Regions from separate parts of the Mus musculus genome. Here regions 1, 2 and 3 are each linked to region 4. The links are chromatin loops, found by intact Hi-C in ENCODE. Cell type or tissue: heart. All regions are shown on one strand.

Evidence for each region. Hi-C counts contacts between places; a loop is a spot of excess contacts. Peaks named below come from ENCODE experiments on the same cell type or tissue, not always from the same donor. Only the 100,000 strongest peaks of a DNase experiment are listed, where the experiment ranks them.
Region 1: a loop joins it to region 4, with 5 times the contacts of the local background. A loop is called at or near these places in 10 of 42 quality-filtered maps.
Region 2: a loop joins it to region 4, with 5 times the contacts of the local background. A loop is called at or near these places in 22 of 42 quality-filtered maps.
Region 3: a loop joins it to region 4, with 7 times the contacts of the local background. A loop is called at or near these places in 19 of 42 quality-filtered maps.

What each region holds. Positions count from the first base shown.
Region 1 is chr7:68,221,521-68,226,520 of GRCm38, forward strand. It overlaps Igf1r (insulin-like growth factor I receptor), which reads left to right. Exons shown (of 21, transcript NM_010513.2): 21 at 4,500-5,000. The coding sequence ends at 4,881. Among named protein-coding and RNA genes, the nearest start is that of Pgpep1l, 40 kb to the right of the region's middle. In heart, no CTCF peak of the experiment used is centred here; DNase peaks (open chromatin) are centred at 511 and 2,051; H3K27ac peaks cover 422 bases.
Region 2 is chr7:68,126,459-68,131,458 of GRCm38, forward strand. The region is part of intron 2 of Igf1r (insulin-like growth factor I receptor); the gene reads left to right. Among named protein-coding and RNA genes, the nearest start is that of Gm51488, 8.2 kb to the right of the region's middle. In heart, CTCF peaks have their summits at 1,434, 2,550 and 3,598; DNase peaks (open chromatin) are centred at 1,653, 1,953, 2,843 and 3,653; H3K4me3 peaks cover 2,259 bases; H3K27ac peaks cover 3,394 bases.
Region 3 is chr7:67,801,413-67,806,412 of GRCm38, forward strand. 4833412C05Rik (RIKEN cDNA 4833412C05 gene) reads right to left here and starts at 2,084. Exons shown (of 3, transcript NR_045954.1): 1 at 1,953-2,084. It overlaps Gm34350 (a long non-coding RNA gene), which reads left to right and starts at 1,777. Exons shown (of 3, transcript XR_391567.3): 1 at 1,777-1,948. In heart, no CTCF peak of the experiment used is centred here; a DNase peak (open chromatin) is centred at 2,289; H3K4me3 peaks cover 1,315 bases; H3K27ac peaks cover 3,000 bases.
Region 4 is chr7:68,300,308-68,305,307 of GRCm38, forward strand. Fam169b (family with sequence similarity 169, member B) reads left to right here. Exons shown (of 9, transcript NM_001374636.1): 2 at 526-656; 3 at 4,245-4,344. Among named protein-coding and RNA genes, the nearest start is that of Gm16157, 26 kb to the left of the region's middle. In heart, a CTCF peak has its summit at 2,467 (motif pointing left); a DNase peak (open chromatin) is centred at 2,464; H3K4me3 peaks cover 787 bases.

The DNA of each region.
Region 1 (5,000 bases), 79 kb before region 4:
CAGCACTGTCTCACGAGCTGAGAAACCGTTCAAAAGAGCAGGTGTGAGTTTTGTTCCTGTGGTTTGGGCCTGGTCACAGGAGAGGTATTGTTGGTTTTTTTCTTTTCTTTTATGCTGGAGCAAACATTTGTCTGAGAAACTCATGGAACTCCTGAAGTTGATCCATCCCCAGCTGCCTGGATTTTTTTTTTTTTTTTTGGTATGAATTTAATATGCTTGGGAAGGAGCCACCTGCTATGGGAAAGGCAGTGGACTTCCTGTTCCCAGCATAGAGAGGAGGAAGCTTACACACGGAGGCCGCTCTTGGATGCGAAATGATTGATTCAGGAGGCCTTTTTGCTTTGCCATTCAGAACCCCCTTGGCAGATCGGTCTCCTTTCTAAGAAAAGAACAGAGTGAAGGGAAGGGAGCCGGGCTGCTCCAGTAGGGAGTGTGGTGCCCTGATTTGGCTGAGACGCTGATGAGAGGAAGATGTGTTCTGTGAAAGGATTTTTTTTTTTTTTTTTTGGCACAGTAAGCAAACACTCTTGGGAGTAGTCTGAAGCCTGTTGGGTCTCACACGTAGAGGAAGGACTTCCATGGTGTGGTTCTGAGGCAGGAACAGCCCTTTCTCTGGCCATGCTTTGGTCTCGTCGTCCCTACACATGAACCAGTCTGCTTCAGGAGTAGCTAAGTATCCAGCCTTGTGTATTACAAAGTGTTCTAGCTTTAGAGGAAAGGCTGCCACCAAACACCAGGGTATCCAGGTCTGACTGTCAGTGCAATAGCTCAGTTTGAATTGATCTAGCAAATTCTGTGAGGCTGGGTCAGGGGAGCCTATCATTCCCATCTTTACCCCTGGGTTTCAGGGCTTTGGACACAGATTTGTCAGTGAACCCTGCTGAGGTCAGGGGCCAGTCCCAGAGTTCACGGAACCTGGAGATCCTGAAACAGGTTCCAGCCCTCGTGCTGCAGAATGGGACGACGATGTAAGCTCAGCCACAGAATTGATCCATTTGATCCATTAACATCTCCAGAGCTCACATGCCAAGTCTTCGGGATGCGGGATTCAGGAAGGAACTTGAACGTTTTACTAGCCGAGCGTCACCAGCTCAGATGCAGCTGAGACATACTCAGTCCAATCTGACTACTTCTGTACTTTTCCTCTCCACCCCCAGGAGGCTGGGAATCCCAGTCTGGTTTTGTCGAGATAAATTGAATAGAGTCATCACAGGCAGGTGACAGTGTCTGCTGGACGGTCCCTGGCATCGACTGTGTGCCAGCAACTGGGCTATATAGCATCCCCGTCTAGGTCCTGGCCCTAAAACAACCTTAGTTGCTTGAGATGCTAGAGGAGGACCCACTCAGTCCCGTAGGCCCTTCTGAAAGTCTGATCCCTGCTAAGAGTCACTACTACCTGGTACAGTACTAACAGGCGGCAGCAGGGGTACTGTATACATGAGGTCCTGGGCATATTTCAGTTTGCCAGTGCCTCACATAGATGGCAGCCTGTCCAGCTGAAGACACGGGGTGTGCTTGGGGGCTCAGAAGCCAAGTGAGGAATGGGCATAGCGGTGGGCGTACACCCCAGGATAGCACTCACTTCTAGAGGGATAGGTGTGCACCTTCACAGAGGGACATATTCTGTAAATCGCGGCTCCAGCTCATCAGAGCTGTCCAGTGGTTTTAAAGTGTGCTTTTTAGAGGGAGCATTTTATCAGCTTATTAATCCCAGAGTCTACTGGAGAGTTTTCTTGTGGAAAGAGTATTTAAAAAAAACAAAACAAAAAAAAAACAAGGTCTTAAATCGCACAGAGCAAAAAAGACTTCCTTTTATGGGCAGCCCTGGAAGGGCTGACTCTGGGATGATTTAAAAGAGGCATCACATGGCTTGTTTTTACTGATGTCACCTCATCCCTACCCTGCCCGTGGCACCTCCTCAGCCCCACCCCCCACCCCTGGCCACGGGGCTTGGGGCCAGACACATCTCATGTTCTTGCCCCCGGTTGCACTTTTCTATTCAGGGCTAGGCCTGTCAGCCAGAGAGGAAATTGCAGCCTGGCCACGGAGCTAAGCTCCTTGTGTCTGCTTCCCATTCCGATTAATCCTTCGGGAAATGATGGGGACCGGGGAGAACAAGCTTCTGCAGCAGCTAACCAGAGCAAGCCGGCTCAGGAGATCTGACTGTCTGTAGACAGTCGGGAGAGCGCCGTCTGCTAGCAAGACCATGGTTACTTACAGTAAAGCTGCATTGTCTGACAGCCTCACGCCGTTCCAGCTCACTCCCTGTGTGACTTCAGACAAATGATCAAATGCTGTGGTTGGTGCTTTTCCCTTATGCATACAATGAGGATGTGTTGTAATCATTGGAGTAAAGAGACATCTCTGGCTCTCGGGGACTGACGTGACTCCCGGGCCTAGAGCTTTTAGTACCTACCTGCAACCTGTCATGTGCCACTAGGACCAGTCACTTAGAGCCAGTGAGAATACCTAGTTAGCCTGGTCTTTGGTCCAGTTTGTTTTCCTCCGTCGAGACATTGGCCACTTAATTGGGATTTTTCTTTACCTCCAGAGGAGTAGGCAGTAAATATTGTAAGGTTCCTAGCTAAACAGCCGCTGTCTCAACTACTCAGCCTACAAAGGAGCTTAGAAACAGCCACAGGTGCTGTGTAACCAGCTCTGCTCTGGTACAATTCCGCTAACAACAGGCTCCAAGCTGCACCTGGCTCCGCTGTAATTGGTTGGCTTCACCCTGGGCCTCCAGAGTGCTTAATTCTTGGAGGTGGATCTCCAATGCACCTTTTTTCAGTTTTAAGATAACTACCTTCCACCTGGCCTGACTTGATCCTACAGAGTCCAAGGAAGCTGGCCAGATGGGCAAGAGTGGCTTTCTCTGCACAGGCAACTTCATGCCTACCAATAGGTTGCTTTCACACGCCTTTACCCCTGTGGGATTATTTGCTTTGTAAAGAAGTGTCCTGGTGGCCCAGTGATCAGCCTGGTAGAATGTTAGAAGCCTGTTCAGGGTGCTTTGAGATTCCTATATGTTCGAACTTCCATTTGTGGGTTTTAGTGTAAAGCGTCTGTTGAGCCAGGAGTTTTTATAAAACACAGTTTCCTGGAGGAGCATAGGTGGAGAGTGCTTTGGTCTCACACGCCTGTGATTGAGAGCTGCTAGGTACCCCTTTCCCTCAGAATCATGACCACCCTGTCCTTGTTTTCTGTCGGGCCTGTGTGTCTGTCCATCCGTCAGAGCCCAGGTGTGGTTCACTGCATGGCCTGGGTTGCAGAACTATGACTTGACGAGGGCATCAAGGGAATGAACAAAGAGTGTGCACTTGGGTATAGAGAAACGGGGACTGCGTGGACTGGGCTCTGGAAGCTCAGTATGTTTAGCGTATATATTTGAACAGAGAGGCAGATTACTGCATGCAGATAAACAAGGAAGCAGGATTATTATATACAGCTGAACATGGAGGCAGGTTTAGCCATCTCTGCAGGGAAGCCGTCTTGAGGCTGTAAACTTCCAGGGGAAGGACGTGACAGTGGACATATTCTGCACACACTGTCAGCACTTGCAACTCGGACCTCAGGGGAAGGCTTTACCATCTCTCTAAGCAAGCATCACTGGGGTAGACTTTGCCACTCCCATGGGACTGGGGCATTGGGGTCCTTGACATGGCCTTGCACGTGTCAGCAATACACACCTTCACTTGCTTAGGGTCTCCTCCACTGTCTACTCCCAGGCCTTTGCTGGTCAGGACGGTGGCTGCATGAGCAGCCTTTCTCTTCTGTCCTGTGTGCCAGCTGGCCCATGTAACTCTCGAGGACGAGGAAGCTTTGCAAAGGTTTGTGACCTTGTGGGAGTGATGGAGGTACGTCATGGGCTTTATACTGTTTTTACCTTGGCCTTGTTTGTAGAAGAAAATGATGCTTAGGACTTCCCTTGGTTCGTTGGCATCCGACTTGAAGTTTCTATTAGAACTCTGCTCCTGGGCATCCTACATCTTCAAGACAGGGATCTTCCTTCATGGGACATCCTCAGTGAGCAGGTGCTGGCGTGAGATAGCAAGCTTGGGATATGTGCTCCGTCTGTCTAGCACCCCTGCCGCCTCCTCCCTCAGGCCCACTGCCAGGGGCGCCCTGGTGCCAGGAAGAAACTTAGAAATAGCCCTGGTGTGAGATACAGAGAATGGTGCCTGTCAGGAAAGCTGTGATTCTCATTAGTGAGAGAGAGAGGTTTCCTCTTCTGGTTAATGTGTGGCCAGAAGAGGTGCTTAGACAGGAAGTGGGTTTTATCTCTTAGCAGTGCTATCATTAATACAACCGTCCATGGTGGAATCGGTGAACCAAGACTTGAAGTGAGTCTGGGCTTGGCACTGTGGCTGGGCCTGGGTTCTGGGCAAGATACATGGCAGGATGCCAGAGGCATCCAGATGGGAAGCAGAGAGTGCAGAGGTGGTACAGTTCTTCTGGGTCTCTCTGGCAGCTCATTCCTTTCTTCCCCATCACTCCCTTAGGTTTGAACTTATGCGCATGTGCTGGCAGTATAACCCCAAGATGCGGCCCTCCTTCCTGGAGATCATCGGCAGCATCAAGGATGAGATGGAGCCCAGCTTCCAGGAGGTCTCCTTCTACTACAGCGAGGAGAACAAGCCTCCCGAGCCAGAGGAGCTGGAGATGGAGCCTGAGAACATGGAGAGCGTCCCACTGGACCCTTCGGCCTCCTCAGCCTCCCTGCCTCTGCCTGAAAGACACTCAGGACACAAGGCTGAGAATGGCCCGGGCCCTGGCGTGCTCGTTCTCCGCGCCAGTTTTGATGAGAGACAGCCTTACGCTCACATGAACGGGGGACGCGCCAACGAGAGGGCCTTGCCTCTGCCCCAGTCCTCGACCTGCTGATCCTCGGACACACCGAAGCACGCGCCAACAGTAACGTGTGTGCGCCCACTCGGTGGGCGGGGGGGCGGGGAGGGGAGAGCAGGTTGTAACAATCTATTCACAAGCCTCCTGTACCTCAG
Region 2 (5,000 bases), 170 kb before region 4:
GCCCACTTACTGAAAGCCAATTGAGTGTTCTGTGTTATAGTTTTTATATATGTAATATATGTGTGGTGTTATTATTTATGGTGTTTGATAGGGTCTGTAATCACCGAAAAGTCAAGCTTCAGGCATGCCTGCCAAGGGCCGTGTTAACTTAAAGACGGGAAGACCAAGACTTAGGCAGCACCAGCCCCTGTCCTGGGAACCAGTTCTCTCTGCTTCTTGACTGAGGATGCAGTGTGGTAATGAGCATCCTGAAGCTCAGGCCATCATGTTTGCCTCACCGTGATGGGCTTTGAGCCAGAATACAGACTCCCAGCTTTACATTGCTTTAGTTGGCTATTTGTTCCCAGCTAATATACTGTATATTTTGTTAGTTTTGATTTTAAACCGTGCATTTGCCTGTACCAGAACAAATTCTATTCACAAACAAGTATCTGTAATCTTAAGGTGAAATCTGGTACCACTCTTTATCTACAGGTTTACTCTTTTCCACCATTAAAGGCTTAGAAAGATGGAGGGTTGATGACAGATGTCACATGAGGGCGTAAGCAGAGACTGAGCCCCAGCTGTGGAACCCCACAATTCTTAGAACACTGGATATGGCTGTATGGCGGACAGACTAAACTGTGAGCAAGTCAGTGACTGGTCAGATAGAAAAGGAGATGACAGTTCAGTGTCATGGTGGAAAGGAATCGGGGATGTGCAGAGTTGATAGCATAAGAGCCAGGAGGAGATCTCTGATTGAGATGGAGGGGGGAGTAAGAATCCACCTCAGAGACAGAGGCCTTCAGACAGAAAGCAGGGGGAGACCATCACAGCCACAAACGGAGCATGGCGCTGCTTCACCCCTACAGATGGCAATGGGTTGGTTATGCAGATGTACAGGTGATACCACTTCTGAAATTTTGCCTCTCCGCTCTTCCTTTACCAACAAACCATGCTAGTTCTAGTTTTGTAGCTAATTCTGGCCAGAGAAGTAAGAACGGAAAGAGACCTCTCTGCTCTTGGTACACAGTGTAGTTGGTGGGAGGTTGTGAAAGGTATGCCAAGAGAGGAAGTGATTTTAGGCAGAGTGGAAATTTGCCAAGTAGAGAAAACAGAGTTGTTGACCCAGCAGAGAAAACACATTAATTGCACGTGTGTAAGGAAAGATTTTCAGGGGTAGGCATACTCAGGATGCTAGGGAAGAATCCTAGAAATATTTGGCAAGTTTGCAGCGGGCACTTTAGTAGAAGCCCATCTCCACTGAAGACCCAAATCTGAAGATAATACCATTCCAGGCCTCAGGAAGTTCAGGGTCTTAACGTAGGAGTGGAGTCTAAATACAGCATTAAAGCCCTATCAGAGACTTAGTGCTAAGAAAACAAATTTCAGTCTTCTGCAAGAAGTGGGGTAGCTGGGCCAGGGAGAACGGTGGAGAACAGTGGCCTCTCCTGGGCAGGCAGAGGTAAAGTCTAGAAAGCATAAAAACCAACGTTGAGTAAAATGATGTGTGTGGTCTGGGCAGGGACCTGGGAACAGAACAAAGTGTCCAGAGGGAGGGTGCCTACAATGAAAGTAGCTACTGGTTTGGGGTCTGATGCCAGGCTGCAAGGACCAAGGAAAGCCTAAATCCATGTTTTATACAGCAAAGGTGACTTGGGGTGAACATTTACTGGGGTTGCTTGTGGCAGGCTCCATAGGAGATAGCAGAGGTGAGGGACTAGAATGGCAAAGGAGAATGCCAGGTGGCCAGTTTGCACTGTTATCTCCTATAAAGTACCCGTTATCGATATATCGTGATACCGATATATCTTGATTGTGAAAAGTGACAACGTGGTCTCTGTATATTCAACAAGCATTGAAGTGGAGAGAGCCGGCTTGGCTGGCCTCCTGGTCCCCTTTTACATTGAGGAGGCTTGCTCAGGATAGCGACTTGTGAGCATGTTTATGTGCGGGGTGAGCAGAGCCCCCCATCCTAAGAGCAGATGGTTTCCTCCGCCTGGGGTCCTGTAAGGATGGTGAAGCTGGAGTGAGGGAATGGGAGATTCAAGTGAGACTGCCAGAAATACTATGGGCAAGGCAAGTTAACCGCTTATTTCTTATCAAGTGGTCCCAACGCCGTCATGTGTTGTTTCTTTTTGTGTATGTTCTCCATCCCAGCTGCTCCCAATAGGCTCAGAGCTCCTAAAACTTGCTATCAAAAGATGTAGCTGTGTGTCTGGTGCACCAGCATGCCATTAATGGCGTATTGTATAGTGCAACAATTTTAGTGTGTGATTTAAAGCAACTTTCGTAAAAGACAATTTTAAATTTTTATTCGACGGTGAGGAAGGGGCTTCTGGACAAAAGCGACTAAATCGGTTATCATTCCATTGGAGACTTCGTCAGCCATACAAGAAGTGAAAATGATGGAAACAAAACCTTTGAGGTTCTGCACAAAACAAAAAAACGATGTGTGGCTTAAAGTCAGCAGTTCTGGCTCGGGGGGGGGGGGGGGGGGGCTCCAAACGACGCCTCCAGGTGCTGACTTTTGGGGCCACCCCCTTCCTGCCCTCCCCGCTGTGGCAGCCAGGATTCCTTTTGTCTCGGGTGCTTCCCCACCCCGCCCTGCCAGCCAGAGGGAGCTGGCACCGGGCGCCCTCCCCACCGCCCCTGGACCAAGGTTGTTTACTACTTTCTACTCGGAATAACACGCCAATCACCAGGGCCCGCCCTCTCTCTCAGCCAATCAGTTTGTTGGGAAATTCCACCTTTCCTAAGGGCCCAACCAGCGATTGGCTGCAGGACTTGTCAGTCAAGCTGGCATCCCGCAAGGATGCAGCTGGAGTATTAGGGACGCGATCACCAGAGCCGAGGAGGAGTAACCTTCCCATAAACAAGATGGGGGGCCCCCCAAGAAAGCACGGATTGGGGTGGGGAGCTGAAGCTCAGCCCAACCCCGGGGCCCCACCGGAGTGAAGAGGGCCGAGCGCAGAGCCGGGGAATCCCTCCCTCCGCCTCCCGCCCTTGCTGCAGTTGTAAACACGCTTCCCTCCATGTCTGTTTTTCTTTCTCTAACCGTGGCCATTACAGGCTGCTGTTTACAAAAATCCTGCAGGGCAGTGCTGTTCTCTAGGATCCTGTCCTCCATTCACCTTGCCTCAGGACCCCTTTTCAGGCTTTTTTTTTTTTTTTTTTTAATTTTCTCCCCGCTGCTAGGCACAAACTGAAGGAAGCTATTGGGTCGTGCAAGCTTGTTTTCCTTTTATTGCAGCACGCAAAGCAAGTCACGCTGTAGCAGCAGCACCATTTCCCAGGAGAACAGGCTGGCTGGCCATTAAGAGCACCGCGCAGCCTAAACAGGCGTAGCTCTAGAAGGACTGGCTGGGTTTTTGTTGTTGTTATTATTATTACTGGTCTGAGTCAAGCTGGATGCTATTTTGATTCTGCATTTTCTTCCAAAATTCGTCTTGAAATCTATCCCCACTTACAGGTTTGGGATTTACACCACCACCCGGCGCACGCCCCTTTTCATAAAGGCAGTATTGTGTTGAACTAAATGTTTTTCTACCTTCTCTGATCTGAATCAGGTTTCCCATTTCTAGCAGCACAATGTAGTTGTATTCTGTGTGGTAGGGGCGTAGTGGACATGAATTATTTGCGACAGGGTTGCCTGGAAGATACGGAGTGGAATTTGCGTGGCACGGAACAGTTCCCAGTGCCCAAGGTTTCTGTTACTCTGGCTCCAAGCAGGAAGCGCAGGCAATATGGCAAAACACAGCACGTGGCATCCCATTCAAAAACGCTCTTTTCTAGAAGCTGGTATTGCAGAGGATATCCGATCTTGACTAGTTTCACCACCACCACCACCCCTTTCACAAGCAGAAAGAAAAACTAATGTACGGAAATTTGGTGTAGATATTTAGTAGGAAGCTTTGTTAAGTGTAAAGGCAAGGTTTGGAAGTTCTGGCGAGAAGCTGAAGGACCTTGTGGGCACGCTTTACAGGATTTAAGGTTGTAGGAATTGTAACCCCCACATGGGAGGCCACGGACCTCTGGGCTCCTCTAGACTTAACACCCTGCAAAGTTACTGAGCTACAGAGCCCTGGAGGATCTTAGGGTTGATGCTGAGGGAGAAAGGAAGGTTGCTGCAGGTAGGAATGTGGGTGGCCCTAGCATGTTCTGGCCAGGATTGGATTTCCAGGAGTAGCTTCTATGGCTACCTGTGTGAGTTTGTGGAAGACTCCAGTCTTAAGTTATGAAAGCCTGGTTAGGATCTCAGTGGATGGTTGGTCTTTTTTCCTACTTACTCATTTGTTTGATCCCAAGCCCCAAACCACCCCCCCCCCTTTACACACACAAGCAGCTTTCCCCAAAATGACCAAGTTAGTATGTAACACGCTACCGTTATATACTGAGCTGTCGTCAGGATTTGAGTGGAGGTGGCTGTGTCGCTTGTAGTAAGGGGAGGTTACGAAGGCCACAGCTGGGGCAGAGTTCTGCCTCAGGGCTACAAAGTTCCTGGCATCATTACCCCACCTTATGAAGTTACAAACTGGGCAAGGGGTTGAAGGCAGAAAGAGACCGTAATGAAGAATGTTGTGATGATGTGTGTACCAGCTCCTGTCCCTTATTAGCTGCCTCATCCAGGCCAAGTAAGTTCACCTCCGTTAGCCTCCTTGTCCACTGCCTGAAAGGAAAGCCGTGATGTCTGTGTATGGCTGTGAGGGCTCAATGACCTTTGTCATGCAGTGGGCTTGGTACCAGCCTGGGACTCCTGACAAATGTGTCTTACCCCTTCTTTTTTCCGTGACCCTTCCCTCAAACCTCCCGCTTGCTCAGGGCTCATCTTTTCCTGGTGATTTGTGTTAACCGTTCCTCCCTGGCCAAGTCAGCCTGTTAATTTTTCCATGCCAACAGCTTCCGAGTGCCAGGAAGTCACGTCTGAATAGCCAAAGTATGTTTTCCTGTAGGAGAGTGCCAGCGTGCCAAGTGGCACGTCCTCAGTTGAGCATGCAGAGCTGGGGGGGAGGGGGAGGGGT
Region 3 (5,000 bases), 500 kb before region 4:
GCATGCAGATTAAGTACCAGCCAGTACATCACTAGGTACATGGCTCTGGCTTTAGCCAGCTGATTTCACTGGACACCAGGAGTCTCAGGTAAAGGATCCAAAAGGCAGTGACAAGCCAGGATCTGCCACTGCAGCAGCATCTGGATACATTGGCAACATCTGTGGGAGCAGGGAACGGTGCTCAGGGGTGCTGGAACCAGCTGCTATTTCCTAGTATCTCTGACTAGGTCTTCCTTCAGCTTGATTTCCTTTGTTTCCTGCCCAGTTTTTAAAGCCTCTTCTGCCTTCTTGTCAGTTCCAAACTGTCCCTTTCTGCCCTGCTAGCCAGAACCAGTTCCTACTAAGAGTCTCTGCCTTGTAGAGATGCTTAATTATTTGATAGTACATCTGGACATAGAGAACCCTCCCATTTTGCTTCCTTAAGACGAAGGGCTATGCTCATTTGCATAGTAAACCTATATGGAGTACCTACAGGCTGTGTGCTATGGCAGACCTAGTGTCAGGACATGTAGCTGACTAGGAAAAGCATGTCTCTGTCCTTGGGAACTTATTGAACTAAAAGAAGGCCAACATCAAACAACTAATTATGGAATTAATTCTTCACTGGGTCCTCCCATCAGCACTGGGTGACGCCAAACTATAGGTAAATATTTGAATCCCACAGAGGATACAAAGGAAACATGGAAACCGGAGACACCGCTCATGTCTCCCTTCCAAAGTCATCAGTTCAGCTGGCAATAGAGCCGAGAGCTTATGTAACTAAGAAACCATCCCACGCAAGTTCCCACACCAGAGGGACACGGGGGTCGTTAGTGTCCAATTCGGGGGATCAGGGAAGACTTTGTGGGGGATTTATTCACGGCCTTGACAGTGGATCACAAAGAGCTCAGCAATGAAGGAAGAAAGCATCCCTGTAAAATTAGCCACCTAAAGTTCCGCCACCCACCAAGGCCCACAGTTTAGTGCTGCCATGAGTCCCCTCTGAACAGCCACAGGACAAGATCCACTTATACACGCTGTTGACTCCCTGCTGTGTCCATTTAACAGTGTGTGGTGGATATTTGGCCTCTGACAATTATTCCTAGTCTACATCCCATTTAAGCAGCCAAAGACGATTCCATTACATGGGTGTACAGTAAACGAATCAAATCCCTATTAATGAACATTTAGGGTTTGGGTCAAGGGTATATACACTCTGGAACCCCAAGGCCTGAGCCTGAATCCAGTTAGTGACCTGGCTGGGTGGTAGGAGGAAGGCTGTGTTTCTGAAGGCGTGGTCCTTCCCCGTAGCAGAGGTACCTGCAGATGGTAATGATGTGGGATATTCAGAACAGTGGTTAGCACCCAGGGAGCGCTCAATCAAGGCTCGGATCGGACAGGCTATAAGCACTCTGTCATCCTGACCAAAGTGTTGGTTTGCTCCCCTCTGTTTCATCACTCAAAACACCCAAAGTGCACACAGTCAAAAAGCACATACATGAGCGCAATCATCTAGTCACCACTGTGATCGGTAAGAGGTAGTGAACGAGGAGAGCCTCTGACTCCTTCCTGGAACCCATCAGGACCCTCCCGTTATCCACAAACCATCTAGTGAGGTTTCTTGATTTGCCTTCTGGGTGGCCTTCTGGAATCTAAAGCAAGAGGAGCATTCATAACAAGTCAAGTCAGACGCTTTCACTACGATTTCAAGGAGGGGAAGCTGGAGTCGAGGCCATGTTTGAAAATATAGGTCAAATCTTGGTTTCTGTGGTTACTGAACACTGTCAGCCACTGTGACTCCCTCTGTGTGGGTGATGCCAAGGTTCAGAGGTCTGACAGCCCTGTCTAGCTCCTCTACAAGTGTCACCTCTCTCGCCCCTCCCCAAGGTCTGAGGCTTCTCTCAGCCCTACTGACCCCCAGGCCCGAGGGTCCTGAGCTTGGGCAACACCCAGGAGTAAGCTACTGCAGGTACCTTGCTCTTCATGCCTGAGGTTGGGGGCGGGGTGCTGGGACTGCTGCTGCTGAAGTTCGGGATGTCTCCATACCCCTGCAGTTCTACCCACTAGTCTGCTGCTGCATGTGGGGACTGCCGGGGAGCAGGGAGGAGGCCATGTGGGGAGGGAACAATGTAGTGGGTTGTTTAGCTGACTGTCAGCCTCGTTCTGGGATCCTCCTTTCCACGCCCCTTGGCTTAACCGCCACAGGCACAGCTCACAGAGGCAAGAGCCCCCTTATTTGGTCTTGGAAAGAAAGGGGAAAGGTTATCCTCGGATGCCTGCGGCGTTGGGTCATCAGCCCGCAGTTGCTGGCCCGCACCCGCGGGTGCAGTTCAGTCTCCCACCGGCAGGTGGCGGCACCGCGCAGGGTCTGGGGAGATGGCCAGCTGGTAAACAACCCGCAGGATCCAATGCCCTAGGGTGGGGACCCGCCCGGATGGGGGTGGGCGCCTTATGAGTCCGCACGTGGACAGTGATGCGGAGGGAGAAGCTAAGCTTCAGAGGAAGGGAATGGGGAGGAAAGAGCCCAATACCTTGTTTGTGGGAGAGTCAAGCTTCCCGAATTGCTCTGGCTGTAGGGTGTGACTTTGCCTTGATGGATTTCACGTGAGCGGCTGGAGAGTGCGCTGTGCCAGGCGGGAATCTGCTTCAAAGTCACCCACGCGGGTTCAGGGGACTCGAATCTCTGGATGTGTGTCAGTAAGGCACCGTGTGGGGCTCTGCACCAGCTGGGAGATTCGCTTTCTTGCCCATCCTTTTTCCTCTCAATCTCCTCTCTACCCCCCCCCCCCCGCCTCCTCCTTGCTCTTCCTGCCTCTCCGTGAGCCTGGGGGTGTGAAGCGACCCACTTTCCTCCTTGTGGCCCGAAGAGTTTTTAAGTTCGAACCGCCACGTGGCTGGTTCCTTTCCTACACCTTCCTGCAAGAGAACAATTGCCACCATTTTATCTTGAGGTTAGAAAGGCTCTGGTCACCCCAACAGTAATGGACAATGCTGGTTCCCCAAAGCCAATGTTTGTTTCAGTGATTGAGAACTGCCACACACACACACACACACACACACACACACACACACACACACACACACACACGCACGCACGCACGCACGCCCCCCACCCCCACCCTTGCCGCCGCCCCTTCCAGTGACTCCTCCAGGTAAAGCCCAGGGGTATCACAGGGAGCTGGCAGGGCATAGTGGCCTCCCAACACTTTAACACTTGCCTTTCATCCCAGCACTCAGGAAGCAGGGGGCTTAGTGAGTTTGAGCCTAGAGGGCCAGTCAGGGCTATATAATTACATTCTGTCTCAAAACAAAAACAAAAACAAAAACAAAACGCCAAGATTTGGGCTGTAGTGGTTAAGAACACTTGCAGCTCTTGTAGGTGACCCAGGCTGGATTCCCAGCATACACAAGGTGATTCTCCACCATCTGCAACTCCAGTTCCAAGCGATGTCTTCTTCCAATCGCCTCAGGTGCCAAGCATGCATGTGGTGCCCATACATACATGGAGGCAAAGCATAAAATGGGTAAATTGCATTCAAAACAGAGCACAGAGACGTTTTAAAGATGGATCAACAGTAGACCCTCTTCCTGGACTTTCACTGACCTCCAAAATGGCTCCTAGGTGGTCAGTCTGCAGCACCGGTTCTTGTTGCTTGGTTGTTGATGGCTCCAAAGAGAAGCCGACAAGTCTAAGCTCTTCCCCATCTGCCTCCTGACAGGGACCCTAATGACCTCCCACTTTGGGTTTCTTCACCTGGGAAGACATCAGTTTTCTGAGTCACACAATTATGGACAACTTTTGAAAATTATTGGGGTGACAGGTTCATGCTTGCCTTACATCCTACGGTACCTGGTTGCATTTCTTTGTATGTGTTGCATGTATATATGTGGGGACATGTTCTAGTGGAGGGCAGTGGACAAGTTCAGTTTCCTTTCTCAGGCGCTGCCCACCTATATTCCCTTAGGTTGATCAGCAAGCCCCAGCAGTCTGTCTGTCTGTCCCCCAGTGCTGGGATTATACAGCAATCTCACACATTGAGATTTTCCTTCTTCCTCTTCTGCTTCTTCCCCTTCCTCTCTTTTATCTTAAAGTCTGTGCGAACAAGATTAAATCCAAGGAACATCTTTATTTTCCGTGAGACAGTTTTGAAGCTGTTCCTATTAATTTGGGTGGGTTCCTGGTTTCTAAGAATTCACTCAGCATGCCACATAGTAAGTGCGTGCGTGTGTGGGGAGTTCCCGAAAGGCTATCCAGGAACAGGCTGCTCCACAGTCTTTGTTTTATTGGTTACAGTCATTCAAAACTCCACTGATAGCCAGATGGTTCACCAAACCTCCAATTGCACAGGCTCGTGACTGCCTTCAGTGGCCTCTGTGGCATTTCTGTTTTATGTCACAGGAGGTCAGCCTGGCTCTCCTTGAAGGATCCTCTGCTCCTCTCTGGAGCCAGCTTGAATGACAGCACTCTCACTGGCTGTCTAGGTTGGTTGTGACATCCCAGAACCCAGTCCCTATATCAGGAGCAGTTGTGGTTTGCCTGCACCATGACAGCATGGCTTGTCCCTTCCTATGTGTGCCGGCCAACTCAAGTGTTGGCTTGTTCTGCTCTTCATTCTGAGGTTGATCCCACCATAAGCTAGTCCTCAAGTCTTGATTTGGTTCTGTTCGGTTGCCTGGATTCTGCCCTCTGTGCATGCCTTGAGGTAGGTTGAATTACCATCCTCTTAAGGATGATCCTTGTTTGGAAGGGCAGTGGTGCCCAGTGATGAACTTGGCGCGTGGGGGATGGGGGGTGGGGCAGCTGCAAAGCCTGAGGTACGCACTTTAAACTTTGTGTGGTAGCTGCTAATGGGGTGCAAGGCTGGTAGCACTGTCCAGCCTATGGGGTGCACAGGATGCCTACCTTCAAGATTTAGTGGAGGAGGAAACATTGTAGCTGCCCAAGGGTATCCTGACTGCCTTTCATCTGCTTAGATCCCTACAGCCACACAGAGCCCCCCTTTAGGCCCAGGTTGTCAGAA
Region 4 (5,000 bases):
GTCTTCCTGTTTGCATGGGGAGCCCTTTACTGAGCCATCTCTCCAGTCCTGACCATAATTATTAAACCAAACTATTCCTTTAAAAACTTGAAATAAGCTGGGCGTGGTGGTGCACGCCTTTAATCCCAGCTCTCAGGAGGCAGAGGCAGGCGGATTTCTGAGTTCGACGCCAGCCTGGTCTACAAAGTGAGTTCCAGGACAGCCAGGGCTACACAGAGAAACCTTGTCTCGAAAAACAAGAAAACCAAAAAAACCAAACCAACCAAATAAACAAACAAACACCCTTGAAATAGCCAGGTGCAAGCCTTTAATCCCAGTGCTCTGGAGGCAGAGGCAGGCAGATAGATCTCTGTGAGTTTGAGGCTAGCCTGGTCTATAGTCTGAGCTACAGGCCAGCCAGGACTACGTAGAGAAAACCTGTCTTAAAAAAAAAAAAAAAAAACCAAACCAAAAATTGAAATAATTAACGTTCCTTTTAGTGACAGTGTAAAATTAATTTTATCCCGTTTTTTTTTTCTCCTACAGAGGCTTACCCTGTGGACATCCTGGAGGATGACGCGGAGGGCTATCAGGCAGCAGCCGAGGCTTACTATGAGATGCTCAGGGAAGGAGCCCAGACCTCAGCAGAGGTTATCTCCCTTTCCACTGGGGAGCAGGTATGTTTAACTTTTCTTAGAGGAGGGCTCTGCCCAATCTAACTTAGAAAGAGAGATGTCATAGAAACAACATCTCAGATTTAGAAGAACAAAGACCAACACACTGATTAAACGAAACTTCTGGAGGGAATACGAAAGAATTCGTATAAAGGTACTTACCCGAACTCCCCCGCCCCCCAGCTCTATAAATAAAGACCCAGAAATTCTTTATATATTTTAAAGCTTAGGCTTTTAACTTGGGCTCTTTCCCAGCTATTCTAACCTGACTAATTCTGGCCTACGTCCTACCGCATAGCCAGGTCTACATCTCTTGTTCTCTGAATTCTCCATCCACCACCACATCTGGCTGAATCTCTCGCTTCTGATTTCCTCTCCCAGAGCCCTTTCTCTGCCCGGAAGTTCCGCCCTCCGCTTCCTGCTTTACTATTGGCTGGCAGATCTTTGTTAAAGCCAATCAGCAGGTACAGAAGGATGAATATTTATTAATTATCAGACTGGTGATGGGCCATTCAAGGAAACCCTTCACTAGAAATCTGAAGTTCTGAGTGTGGATCTAGCAGGACTGGCCGTGGGGTGGGATGTAAGCCAGAATTAGTCAGGTTAGCATAGCTGGGACTGAGCCCAAGTTAAAGGCTTAAGCTTTAAAATGTGTAAGAGTTTCCGTGTCTTTATTTATATTGTTGGTGGGTCCAGTTGGTGAGCTGTGGGCCAGATAACCTGTGGGAATCCCATTTCTATCACGGACGAGCTCGGTTCTCAAGGGTTTTCTCCTCTCTTATCTTGATGTTCTCACTGAATTCAGGGCATTGCACCACTTTCCTTGTGGGGCTGGCATGAGGATTAAATGAGCTTGTGTATGCTCAGCTGAATCTCAGTTTCTTCATTTTAAAGGGAGGGAGTAGCTCATGTCTGCCCTCCAAGGTTTGATTCAGTTCTGACATTTGACGTGGAGTGAAGCTGTGTCACTTACAATATTTTTGTGTTGCTGAGGTTCTGTGCATTGTGAATAGGTTCTGCAAGAGGACACACAGAAAACTAGAAATTTTATTCGTTGGGATTGTGGCAAGATTTAAAAATATGTGTTATGTGTGTGCCTGCGTATGTACACATGCATGAATCTCGAGGACAACCTCAGAGTGCATTTATATACAATATACAATCCGATTTGTGTTTTGAGACAAGGTCTCTCACTATTTCCCCAGCGCATCTTATCTGTCCTTTTTTGTTTGTTTGTTTTTGTTTTTTGAGACAAGGTTTCTCTGTATAGCCCTGGCTGTCCTGGAACTCACTTTTTAGACCAGGGTGGCCTCGAACTCAGAAATCCACCTGCCTCTGCCTCCCAAGTGCTAGGATTAAAGGCGTGCGCCACCACTGCCCAGCTGTGGTTTGTTTTTTGTTTTTTGTTTGGTTTTTCGTTACCTGTCTTTTTGTGTATGCTATGGTGGGAGTAAACTCAGGCCCTCCTGCTTACCAAGTTTGCACTTCCCTGGCTGTGCCCTCTTCCAACCCCGACTGTCTAAGACTGTTTTCCTCACAGTAGGCAGTATCCACATTTGTTTTAAGTGTGGATCATTTCACTCCTGCCAGAAATGGTTGTGATCTGGCTGGCAGGCAGAGCTAGTAGAGGGACGTCTTTTTGTACCAGAGTTAACGAAAACAGCGGCATATGCAGTTATAAACCATGGCTTCCTTGAGATTTTGGAGGTCCGGAGCTAACAGGCAAGTCCCTCTTAGAAGAATACCCCTCCAGTGGGGGACCTCAAGCTGTTGAGCCCCAGTGGGCGCTTGCTGACCTTGTGTGCTCTTAGCGCCCCCTAGTGGTGATGTAGGAGAAAGACACAGGGCTCCATCGGACACTGATCGCTGGGTGCTGGTGGCCAGGGGGAGCTTGAGAGATGCAAGAAGAGCTGTGTCCCCAGGTTTTTTCGTTTGTTTGTTTGTTTTTGGACACAGCTTCCACAATCTGCTGTTACAACACTCATACTTATGAATAACTTAGGAAAATAAACCCCAACGTGCAGCATGCTCATCGAAGGGATAAGGCTAAGGTTACTAACAGAAACAGAAAGTTGCTGACATGAAGATGTTTGAAGGTGAGATGACATGCCAACATGACTTCTTCCTTCCTCCTTTCCTAAAGAGAAGGGAGCTAGGTGAAACCCATTATTTGGATCTCTACTATTTAGCAGTGAGTAGGGACACAGGGGCAGGGACAGGGGCAGGGAGCAGGGTGCTATTTGGCACACTGAATCCTGCTCACCAGGAGTGAGCCTCCTCGCAGCCGACACGGCAGGGACTTTTGCTATCCAAAGATTCTCTGGCTGAAAGGAACGACGAGGAAGTGGTTTGAGGAGGCAACATGTCTTGACTTTCTTTGTTTCACAATTAATTTTTTTCTTGTCTTGACGTTGCATTTAAAATACTTGCTGATTTTTTTTTTTCTGGTTTAAAAAACGCACATGTTCATTTGTATGGTGTTTAAGGGCTACAACGAAAGACGGAGGGAGCAAAGCCATGTGGGGTTAACTGCTAAAAACATGTTAATGTGTTTCTTTATTTTTACATTTTTCCTTTCCACGTGCATTTTTATTTATTTATTTATTTGTTTATTTATTTATTTATTTATTTATTTTTTGAGCCAGGGTTTTGCTGTGTAGCCCAGACTGGCTCAAGAACTTGCAATCTTCCTTCCCCATCATTTCAAATGCTGAGATTTTTGCCTGCTTTAAAAAACCTGGGATAGGTCACTCCGAAAAAAAGAGGGAGGTCCCAAGATAGTTGCCAGTCCTTACCACCCCCCACGCCCCCACCCCCACCCCCCGGGATTTGCCAGGAAACAGTTCTCTATAACGGTGGTGGTCCGCTGTAAACTTTTTACAAGAACCTGCCTGCCTGGCCCAGCTGCACATTCTTCTCTAATTTTCCTATAGTCTCAGTTTTCAAAACAAAGTTGGTCATGGAATGTATTGGCCTTCTTGTGTCAGGAGCTGGGAGCAGAGGGTTGGATGTTTACAAAGAGGGCCTTAGATGTGGCCCTCAGAGGTGATCTGTTTCCTCCCGATGACTAGCAAAACCTCCTGGGACTGAGTCTTTGGGCTTAAGGACAGGACTGAGCCTGGAGGGCTCAGACAGAGGACACATTTTCAAGGCTGCTTTCAGAGCTGGTACCAGGGTCACAGACAGCAGGAACATCTATGGGGGGGGGGTACAGCCTGGGCTCAATCTACTCCAGGCTACCAGGGCTCTCGAGAAGATGAGAACGGCACCATAGTTGTCTGTGTGAGGTGGAGTGAGGCTGTCAGCCTTGCAGGTTGAGGTCTATGGAGGTCCAGGATGGAGAAGGAGTCAGAGAGAGAGAGAGAAAGAGAGAGAGAGAGAGAGAGAAAGAGAGAAAGAGAGAGAGAGAGAGAGAACGCAAGACCATATCCAGGGTGGCTAAAGCTTTCTTCTCTGCTCTTCCTGCATCCTGCTAACAGGGCTCCTTCTGTGAGCACTTGGCTGAGTAATTGCAAGTCATTCCCCTGCCTCAGTGACGTGAGAGAGCAGAACAGTAATTTCATTTGCCTTTTTTTTTTTTTTTTTTTTTAGGTCAGACTTGAGACTTCATCTCTTTGTTTTTGCACGATATACCGTGATGAACCTCAACATAAAATACTGGGTTTGGTTAATCCCCAGGACACAAAGACAGGTTGGTAGCTTTTTTTTTTTTTAATTGATTTGTTCATTTATGAGCATTGGTGTTTTACCTGCATGTCTGCCTGTGTGAGGGAGTCAGAGTCCCTGGAACTGGAGTTACAGACAGTTGTGAGATGCTATGTGGGTGCTAGGAATTGAACCTGGTGTCCTCTGGAAGAGCAGCTAGTGCTCTTAATAGAGTCAACTCTCCAGCCCCGTGCTGGTAGTTATTAATGGATATGGTGTCTATGACCAAGCTGCACATAGAGCCTGATTTTGTTGTTGTTGTAGTTTTGTTTTGTTTTTTTGTTTGTTTTGAGACAGCGCTTCTGTGTATCCCTCACTATCCTGGAACTTGAAATATAGACCAGGCTGGTCCCAAAACCAACAGAGATCTGCTTGCCTTTGCCTCCCAAGTGCTGGGATTAAAGATACATGCCACTACTGCCCAGTGAACCCTGGATTTTAAAAACGGGAATCTTGATTTTGTGGTATACAATATATGGGGATTTTCAATGTCTAGGGATGCAGCGGTCCATTCTTATTTATCTCTTTTGAGACATGAATCATTTTGCATATCTCTGACCACAGTCCCTACCCAGAGCTGCTTTGGGGCTCACTCTTGCTATTCCCATTAACAGACGTTCCAGAGCTGTGGGCACTGGCTAG